2 separate regions of the Homo sapiens genome follow, and region 1 is linked to region 2. A link is an interaction called in ENCODE POLR2A ChIA-PET data of the cell type or tissue named here. Cell type or tissue: PC-3. All regions are shown on one strand.

Region 1 (5,000 bases), 240 kb before region 2:
CAGGACAGGTCATATTATTCTGGGTCTACTCCAATTTCCCCAGATTCCAGAAAAATAGCCCCCATTTAACACAGCAAACCAGATCACACTACACTCACCCTCCTGCTACTCTTATCCTTTGATTATAAGTTGCAAGGGCGGGCCAGGCATGGTGGCTCATGCCTGTCATCCTAGCACTTTCAGAGGCCGAGGCAGGTGAATCACCTGAGGTCAGGAGTTCAAGACCAGCCAGGCCAATATGGCGAAACCCCGCCTCTACTAAAAATACAAAATTAGCCGGGTGTGGTGGTGTGCCTGTAATCCCGGCTACTTGGGAGGCTGTGCCAGGAGAATTGCTTTAACTCAGGAGGCACAGGTTGTAGTGGGATAGCACCACTGCCTTCCAGCCTGGGTGACAGAGCAAGACTCTGTCTCAAAAAAATGTTGCAAGGGCAGGAGTTAGGAGCTGAAATCCCAGCTTCTTTACATTCCTCACCCTCCAGTGAAGAAGGGTAAATTCAGTCTTACAGAATAGTTTCTAGTAAAAGCAGGCCTGGATGTCATGGTAATGGGGCAGCTAAGCTGTCAAAAGGGCTTTTCTTTGTTTCATGTACTCCTTTCCCCCTTGCTTCCAGCCAATTCCCTGGTGATCCATTCCACACATCCCTGCTACATTAACCGACATGTGAATATCCTTTCTGGGGGGATTATTTGACTTTTGGCCATTATCTACTGTCTATCAAATAAATTGAAACTCCCTAATCTAGTAATCACTCTCAAATCCACCCACCCAGAGACTCTACTATATAAACTAAAGCCAACACTCAAACCAGAGCCTGGACTCCAGTCAAACTGGTATTTTATGGCCCAGGTCCTCATAAGATTAAATCAGCTAATTTCTGCCCTATGCCCCTCTTATGCCTTTCCTCTAGAAAAGATGTACTTTTGCCCTAATGTAGGAGAACACATATCACAAAGAGAAAGAAAGCAACTAATATGACTCTCTAATATAGAATTAAAGTTTAGAAAATAGAAAACCACTATCCTGTAATAAGTATTAACCCTTACAATGTTAATATATTTAAAGCAATTCTAAAGCAGAAAAACAAGTTATTAAAAGATAACTGCCAGAAATGTCTTAGAAAAGACCAAGTAGACAGCATACTAACATTTAGTTATCTGTGTAAGCTCCTTGACTTATGATGGGGTTACATCGTGATAAACCTACTGTAAACCAAAAATATCATGAGTTGAAAATGTATCAAATACCTCAATAGACCCATCGTAAAGATGAGAAATTGTTAAGTCGAGCCACTGCAAGCCAAACCATTGGGAGTCAGGGACTGTCTGCACACAACCTGAGGGGTTTTCTTGGCATAGCTGGTACTTTTAAAAATCAGTGCTAGGACCAAGACTGTCAGATATGCTGTATAAGATTCTGAGATACCAGAGGTCACTTACTTGCCCGGCTGTGTCTACAAGTTGAAGATGATATTCTTGTCCATTTACTGTGATCAACTTTGTAAAAGCTACAGGGAAAAAGGAAATTAAACATTAGTTTAAAAAAATTAACTCGAAACCACCTGAAGTTTGAACAATGACAACCAATCAAGCACAGAGTCCCTAGCAGTCTCAGAGAAAGGCCCCATGAAACAAAAAAGAACAACTCTCTGACTTGTATAGATTCTCCCCTACTTCCATTATTTAGCTAGGAAATACGGTGACTGGCTAAAATCAAGCTTGGTAAACCTTGATTCTTTTTCAAAGAGACAAAGTACGCAACAATTCATATCCTATAATAGTAATTTGAATGCTGTGTGGCAAATCCTTCCTCTTGTGAAAAAGTGAAATATACTACGTAAAGTCTGAGGTCTAGAATAAACCAAAACCACAAAAATTTTCCATTAATTTATAGGAAGTCTGGCATCAGAGCACAAAGAGCTAATATTAGTTAAGTGCTAAGAACTTTTAGTACATAAAAGAAGTAACAGTTTTACTGACGGATAAAACAGCAATGAAACAGATGTTCTGTGTTGAAGCCATCCTTCCCACTTAAGCTTAAGGATCCAAGCAATTTGTCACAACTTCTTTTCCCTGACAAGGGAGGAAAGAAAATCAGACTTGAATAACTTCCGGAAAAGTCAATTCAGAATTAGAGGGAGACAGACTTCAAACAAATATAGACAAAAGAGGAAAGAACTACTAACAGAAACAATGTAAAAATAACCACCTGGAACTCTGACAAGGAAGTGGAACAGATTTATCTTGCATACCCGCCCCAGCCATCTTGACTCACCATGAGTCCTCCAATCTCCTGATTGGCCGTCCTATATGACTAGAGCCAGGCAGCAGAATCTATCCCTCATACAACTGAGAGAGGTCCCACTCTACCCACAGCAGAAAGGCAAAGCTGACACAGACAAATGGAAATTATGTGAGAAAACTCTAAGTAATAAGGAGGATTGATCAGAGATCTTATCTGAGTTATATGAGTTCCACAGGGAAAGAAATGATGGCTGAAAGACAAGCAATCATCACAGAGAACCATATTAGCGTCACACTTTTCTAATACAAGCAGGGGGGCCAAAAGTCAGGTGAGTAAAGATAACAGACCACAGCATGAAATCAATGGCCACACTATATTATGCTTGTACCTGTTCCGGAAGTTATCACTTTTAGGAAACAGTTAAATCAGATGGAAACTGAATCGGAATATTTCAAGCTGGGGGGATACCCAATATAACCTATTTCATCAATTCTAAGAAAGAATTCAGATTTGTTTTTACACCTTATTCTCTCTGAACTTGGGATGCATCCTGCACCGCTGGAGGTTTCAGTCCTTGTCAGCCAGGGTGCAGTCACTACATAGCTGTGTGAAAACCTTCAGTCACGTGAGATTGAAGTGTATTTCAGATTTGATGAGAAGTATGTAAGAAACACTGGTGAGCAATAAAACCAGTGACCTTCAATTAGAACTAAGTAACTGCAGTTATCAAGTATAATTATGATGACAAGGTTACTGAAAGGAAACATCATTCATTCATTCATTCATTCAAGAACAATTTCTTGAGTGCCTATTATCACCAGTAGCACTGTTGTGGGTGCTTGGGATGCTGTAGTCTCTGATACTCAGTGAGCTTAGATCCCAGGGAAGGAAAGAAGGTATAGACACACACATGTACCCTCCCACCCTGTCGGGTATCTTCCCTGGGAGTGGAACACCCAGGCAGAGGTTAAACAGCAAGTGAAAAAAGCAAAAAAGTCAATGCAGCTAAAGCTCAGAGAGAACGGTAGATAGCTAACTAGGATGGACAGGAGGCAGAAGGTCCTACAGAACTTGGGATTTTTACTCTGAATGTGAGGAGAAACCAAGGAAAGATCACTCTGGCTACGCTGTAAGTAACAAAAATGGTCCCAGGGATATTAGGCAGGAGCCCATGATACAGTGACCACATGACTGTACAGACTATCACAATCTATAGAGGGTGACACTGGCCTGGATTAGAGGTGGAGATATTCTGGAAATATTTCAGAGGCAGAACCAAAAGGATTTTCTGATTGACTGGAAGTGGGATGTAAGAAAATGAAGAGTCAGGATGACTCCAAAGCTTCTGTAAGTTGCCACTTACAGGAAAGACTAGGGGAAGAATACTAGGGATAGGAGAGGAAGGGAAATGAGTTGGGTTTTAGGGATGTTTTGGGATGCCTATTAAATACCAAGGGGAAATGCAGGCAGTTAAATAAAAAAGCCCAGGATGTAGTGGCTTATGCCTGTAATCCCACTTTGGGAGGCCCAGGCAGGAGGACTGCTTGAGGCCTGGAGTTCAAGACCACCCTGGGCAACACAGGGAGACCCAATCTCCACAAAAATGGAAAAACTGCTCCAGCGTGGTGGCTCACGCCTGTAGTCCTAGCTACTTGTGAGGCTGAGGAAAGATCATTTTAAGCCCAGGTATTCAAGGTTACAGTGAGCTATGATCATGCCACTGCACTCCTGCCTGAAGGACAGAGTGAAAGACCTTGTCATGTAGAATAAAATAAATTATAAAATAAAGCCCAGAGCTGGGGGGAGAGGTTGCGGCTGAGAATACACACTGGTGAGTCAATAGCAAATTGAAGAGAGGGGAAGATTACTTGAGAGCAAGTGCAGAGGAAAGGCCTGAACCAGGGCACCCCATGTTGCCAAGTCAAAAAAATGCAGAAGATTCGGCCAAGAAGACTGAGATGTCATTGTACATAGTGTATAAAAGAAAAAAAAAAAAATAAACATTTGCATCTATCTTTGCATGTAAAAAGAATGTAACTTGTCCTACTTGTAGCAGTAAAATGAAAAAGACCTTCCATCTTGCTGTCATAGGAAAACTGCCAGTTTTTTACTATAGAAAAAAGGGAGGTATAATAAGAGATAGGATAGACTCGGAAATAATTCTACTGTCTCTCATTTTAACCTCATGTCAAAGTGGAAAGCTGGCTTTCTTCTGACATCACTCTCCTTGAGCCCCTTTCTCCCTGCCTCTTTGAATCACCAGAGAATCCATTTCCAACCTAAACCCCTGAAATTCTCCTAAGTAGACTAATAGCTATTTACTAGTAAATGCTACTAACCACGGTCATAGAGGTTTCCAAAATTTGGTGTTCACAAAGCAAGATTTGTGTTACTAAAGTGTGGTGAGGGCTCTTCATTCATACCCTACTGAGAAGTCCACACCCAGGACGCAGTGCCTTGAGAATGCTGCAACACCTAAGTGCAACCTCCCAACTTTCTGGAAGGCGCTTTGTCATTCACTAACAGTGCTACCTTGAGATGGCAGAAGTCGGAAATTGCTGCTATGCTTGCTTTTTAGTTATAAACTACCACTAGCTTAATTTCAGCCTATCAATTTAGTTTGTATTGAGTTGTTAGATTAACACTACAGTAGATAATGAAGTACACTTGCATAAGTAGTACTTCTGCTTTAAAATTTCCCCAAACTAGAAAATATGTGGTTTTATTAATATTATTCTCCTACACCCCTACTGTT
Region 2 (5,000 bases):
TGGGCCAGAGTTTAAGTGCTTCAGGATGAAAAGGGTTCCGGAGATGGATGGCTGGCTGCACAGCCACGTGCGTGTACTTAATGCTACTGAGCTGTACACCTAAAGATGGGTACATTGGTAAATTTTATGTTATGCATATTTACCGCAGTGAAGAAAAAAAAAAAAAGAGCCAGGCTGGGTGTGGTGGCACTTTACCATTCCACAGAAGAGCTAATATCAAGAAACCAAATAAAACCTAGGCAAAAATACAATTATTTATAATTTGTATTCAATTATATACAGACAGTTCATACCAGACAGGAGAAGACAGATAAGACTTGAAGTGTGGGGAAGACCTCAGCACCCGGGGCCCCCAGGGCTGCACAGGGGCTGGTCTGCACCCTGCCTGTGCCCTTTCTGCCACTGGTGGGAGAAGAAAGAGGCCGAGAGGAGCTATGTCACTGCACCTCGAAATCCCGGTGGCTGAGCAGGTTGGGCCCTCCCCCACTTTGATTTTCTTTGATTTTTCTATCCTAGGGATGAAGGTGATCTATTTTTAGTGTAGAGGCTGGTATAAGGAGTTGCTATAGCGACAGCTGGTGGTTACAAACCAGGTCCTGCTACAGTTCCCAGTCATGAATAAATCCCAAGGCTGAGCCCGAGGAAGCAGGCAGCCTCAGAGATGGTGCTCCCTCTCCACAGGGGTCCCACCTGCTATCTTCATGGTGTGTCCTTCACAGGCAGCATCTAAGTCCTGCTAGTGGGGAAGCAGCTCAGGACATGGGGCGCTGGGGACTGCCCATCAGAGGAACCGAGGGCTTCAGCAGAAATGCATGCTGAGCCTCAACTACCAGGTGAGGCAAAGCACCTGCGTGTGCGCAGAGCCGGATGGTGGCAGAAGAGAGCTGGCATGCAGGGCGCCAGGTTAGGAAGCCTGGGGAAGTGAAGACACAGCACCTGCTTACAGAATCACCAGGGAGGCAGGACACACACACACACACACACACACACACACGCACACACACACAGAGCTGATGCCACATTATTTACTATGGCTGCGTGCGTACCCTACTACCAGTAATCTTAGTACGAGTCCAACAGAAAGGCACACCAACGCACAAGAGTGCCCATGAGAGCACTCTGTCACAGCCCCGACTGGAAACCACGGTGTCCATTAACAACTGGACGGACGCAGGAGTCGTTGTCTGGGCAGACAGCGGAGGGTTCTGCAGCAATGAAATGGAGTTGATGAACTTCAACGCCGCACGCAGGCACGGCTGCATCTCACAAAGTGCAAGTGAAAGAAGCCAGACCAAAAAAAAATCGTGTAAATTCAAAACCAGACGATGCCAATCTTGAGGGGAAGTAGCTGGGAGAGAGTATGGGGAGCTTCTGGGGTGCTGGCTACACAAGGGTGTTCAGTTTGTGCAAATTCGTCATCTATGATCTGTGCTCTTCTCCATATGCTTACACTTTAGCAAACTTTGCCTTAAACATTTTTAGAAGTTAGCACAGCATTGTTAGTCAAGTATCAAAAAGGTGATACTGGCTGGGCGCGGTGGCTCACACCTGTAATCCCAGCGCTTTGGGAGGCCAAGGCGGGCGGATCACCTGAGGTCAGGAATTCAAGACCAGTCTGACCAACATAGTGAAACCCCGCCTCTACTAAAAATACAAAATTAGCTGGGCATGGTGGTATGCGCCTGTAATCCCACCTACTCAGGAAGCTGAGGTAGGAGAATCTCTTGAACCCAGCAGGCGGAGGTTACAGTGAGCCAAGATTGCGTCATTGCACTCCAGCCTGGGCAACGAGAGCAAAACTCAGTCTCAAAAAAAAAAACAAAAAACAAAACAAAACCGATACTCAATGGTATTTGGTGTTGGTGGGCTTTGAGGCAGACCTGCCTGTGGGGGACTGGGACCTCCAGGAGGAGGCAGGGCCCTACGCCCCTCCAGGCTGTAATGAGTGCAGGGGCAGAGGCATCCAGCCATCGAGGTGGGGAGGACCCCAGGTGAGCCACCAGCAGCCACGGGAGCCCCGTGGGGAGGAAGGCAGGCTGGGGCAGCAGGAGACCAGAGCTGGGGTGCCCCTGGGCAGGGACTCTGGAAGGGCTAGGAAACTGAGGCTGATCACCCTGCAGGCTGGCGCACGGGTGCCTGCCTGGAGACGCAGGGGTTTGCTCCTTTTTTCTGTGCTGCCAACTGGACATCCCTCCTCAGGGTCACTGGCCACAGCTGCTCAGAGGTCACTCCAGACTGCAGCCACTCCCTTTCCATCAGCCTTAGCTGTTCTGTGATCAAAACAGGGCTGGCCAGGCCCAGGAGCGAGAAGGAGGGAGGGAGGGAGGGAGGAGGGGCCTTCAGGCCCTGTATCCCCTGGGAGGCGCAGGGCAGCCGGGTCAGCGTTCAGGTGCTGTTCATTGATGAACTCACTAGCATTAGCTGATGTGTCATCTCTTCCAGCCAAAAGTGGGGCCCAGCCAAGCATCTTAGTGATGTGAGTCATCAAAACTTCCTCCTGGGTCTGCTTTGAGCCCCACCTTCCTCCTCCTGCAGTCATGCTCTTAGCCTCAGGGCCCTGGGGCGGACGCCCGGACACTCCCCCAGCAGCCTGCTTTCCAGAGGCCACTGCGCTGCTCAGCTCCGGGGGCCCGTCCTCCGTGGATCCCTCCAGGCCCAGCAGAGTGTTTGACCACGGGCCTGACCGGGAGGGGAGACGCCACCTCCTGGGGACTTGCACCCCAACCAGCACCACTGTCATGAGACACCCGGAGGCCAGCAGTCCCCAGGGCCCCAAGAACACACAGCAGCACCAGAGACTGCCTTGGCCCTCAGGGAACGTTCATGTTGATTTACGCTGAGAGCACCTGGACTTTGCCTATTTTTTTCTTCTCAATCGCTAAAAGACAAATTATTACCGCAGGGCAGAATTCATCTTGCTCTCTGAATGTACCAAGTGCTCACTCTCATCTGGAAATTGGAACCCCGGGTGACCATCCTTGGGTGCCAAGGCTCCCTGGACCCACGCACAAGCCCTGAGTGAGGTCCTGTCTCACAGGATGGGGGTGACAGAGCAGCAGGGGCTGGCCAGCACCCAGCCAGGCTGCGGCCCCAACCCCAGGTCACCAAGCTGTGGTGGCTTCTCTGTCACCGTCCAGAGTCACTATTTTAAAAATACACCCCCTTTTGAATCTCCTTTCTCCCTGCTTCATTATTTACCCCTTCAGGCTCTGAAATCTTTCCCTTTCGTCTTCGGACACTTTCAGACGCTGCAGTCCTGGAATTGTTTGTCCAGTGTTCAGCTTCTCTGCTGGGAACCCGGGCTCTCCAGAGGGCGGCTGCTCCCAGAGCCACGCCACTGTCACGACAGCTCACCTCTCACAGCCCTGATGAGCGCCCCTGGGAGAGCACGCACCTCGCTGACACCCCACCAGCGCCCAGCCCCGTCCACAGGCGATGCTCACCTGTTCCTGGGGATTTAGTCTTCCTGACTTAGAGCAGCAGCTCTGGGTGACTGGGATGGGGTCAGAAAAGGGAAAGGGGCACTTGACCGTGACATCCAAGGACACGCACCAGAGCTGCTTTGCTACCCTGCCACCCTGTGAGGTGACAGCCGCCTGGCCTGCTGAGTGACTCCGGGAGTCCTCGGGGAGCAGCACCTCTGGGAGAGCTGGGCCACTTGTCCAGGGTTCCACCAGGCAGCGCTTGGTGACAGTGACGTAGGGAGAACAGGCAGATGGGTTATGAGCTTTTCCAGGCATGGATGAGAGTGGGGCGGACAGGGGGTGGCGGGCGGGCCTCACCAAATCCACGGCTGGGAGTGGAGAGTTCTCAAATTGTGTGAACACTGTCCCATCATCCCAAATGCTTCTACTCACTGGCTACAGTGTCCGAAACCCCCCAAAGACCCATCCTCACAAACAAGGATGCCGCACCCCTAGGAGTCTTCTGTTTGGACACATCCAGCAGAACAATGGGCACCAGGGCTGGACGGTTTTGGGTGGGAACTGGCAAAAGGAGAGGTGGGTGGGGGCCGGGGAGGGCCTTGGAGCCAGAGGGGTTGGGGGAGGGACAGCCTCAGCCCCAGCTGTCTGGCACATAATAGGCTCTTAATAGTGGGCTCAGCCCCAGCTCTGTCCGCACTCCACTTGGGCAGGCCAGTCCTTAGCCCATCGGTGCTCAAGACCCCCGAGGGCCTTCATCTCAAGCAGGTGTGATCCAGAGCCCTCCCACGGTCCACAAGAGGGGCATACACTGGCTGCTGTGCCCAGCCTCAGCCTCATCTCCTACCTGCCAGAGACCGGCTCCTGTGGCTCTGCCTGCTGCCGTCCAGCCCCGCAGGCCTCTCGGAGTCCCTAGAACACACCGCAGGCTCCCTTCTGGGGCCTGGCCTCTCCAGCTCTCGGAAGGGTCTGAGCACAGGCATCCACACAGCCCTCTCCCCATCACCCACTGAACCGACCCCTCGCCCTGCCTCCACGGCATCACCACCACCTGACCTGGTGATGAAAATACGTTTGCCATCGAAACAAGGCAGACGCAAAAGGACAAACACTACGTGATTCTATTTCTAGGAGGTCCCTGGAGTTATCACATTCGTAGAAAGTAGAATGGTGTTTGCCAGGGGCTGGGGTCAGGGGAGTGGGGAGTTAGGGCTTAGAAGAGACAGTTTCAGCTGTGAGTGATGGAGGACATGGCAGGTGGTAATGCCTACACAATAATGGGAATGCATACGTGAAATGGTGAAGATGGTAAATTTGTATTATGTACATCTGACCACAATTAAAATCCCCTCATTCATCTACCCACTCTCACCAGGCCGTGTGGCCCCGAGGGTGCATGCATCTCTCACTCACTGCTGTCCCTAGTGTGGGAACAGAGGCCAGCACAAAGACCCTGAGGATGCAGGTGAGAATGACAGAACCTGTCATTGTTAACCCTGGAAGACAGATGCTGTTATACTGTTCTCCCTACTTCTGTATTCTTTCGAAAATTTCTGGCCAGGTGTGGTGGCTCACATC

The links. Peaks named below come from ENCODE experiments on the same cell type or tissue, not always from the same donor. Only the 100,000 strongest peaks of a DNase experiment are listed, where the experiment ranks them.
Region 1: POLR2A ChIA-PET joins it to region 2 with 6 read pairs; 4 of 35 experiments call an interaction of 5 or more read pairs at or near these places.

The regions. Positions count from the first base shown.
Region 1 is chr7:151,483,297-151,488,296 of GRCh38, forward strand. RHEB (Ras homolog, mTORC1 binding) reads right to left here. Exons shown (of 8, transcript NM_005614.4): 3 at 1,441-1,508. Among named protein-coding and RNA genes, the nearest start is that of RHEB, 34 kb to the right of the region's middle. In PC-3, no CTCF peak of the experiment used is centred here; a DNase peak (open chromatin) is centred at 2,275; H3K27ac peaks cover 1,003 bases.
Region 2 is chr7:151,725,408-151,730,407 of GRCh38, forward strand. All of the region lies in intron 3 of PRKAG2 (protein kinase AMP-activated non-catalytic subunit gamma 2), which reads right to left. Among named protein-coding and RNA genes, the nearest start is that of PRKAG2-AS2, 78 kb to the right of the region's middle. RefSeq lists enhancers at 1,218-2,081, 2,553-2,612. In PC-3, no CTCF peak of the experiment used is centred here; a DNase peak (open chromatin) is centred at 2,454; H3K4me3 peaks cover 523 bases.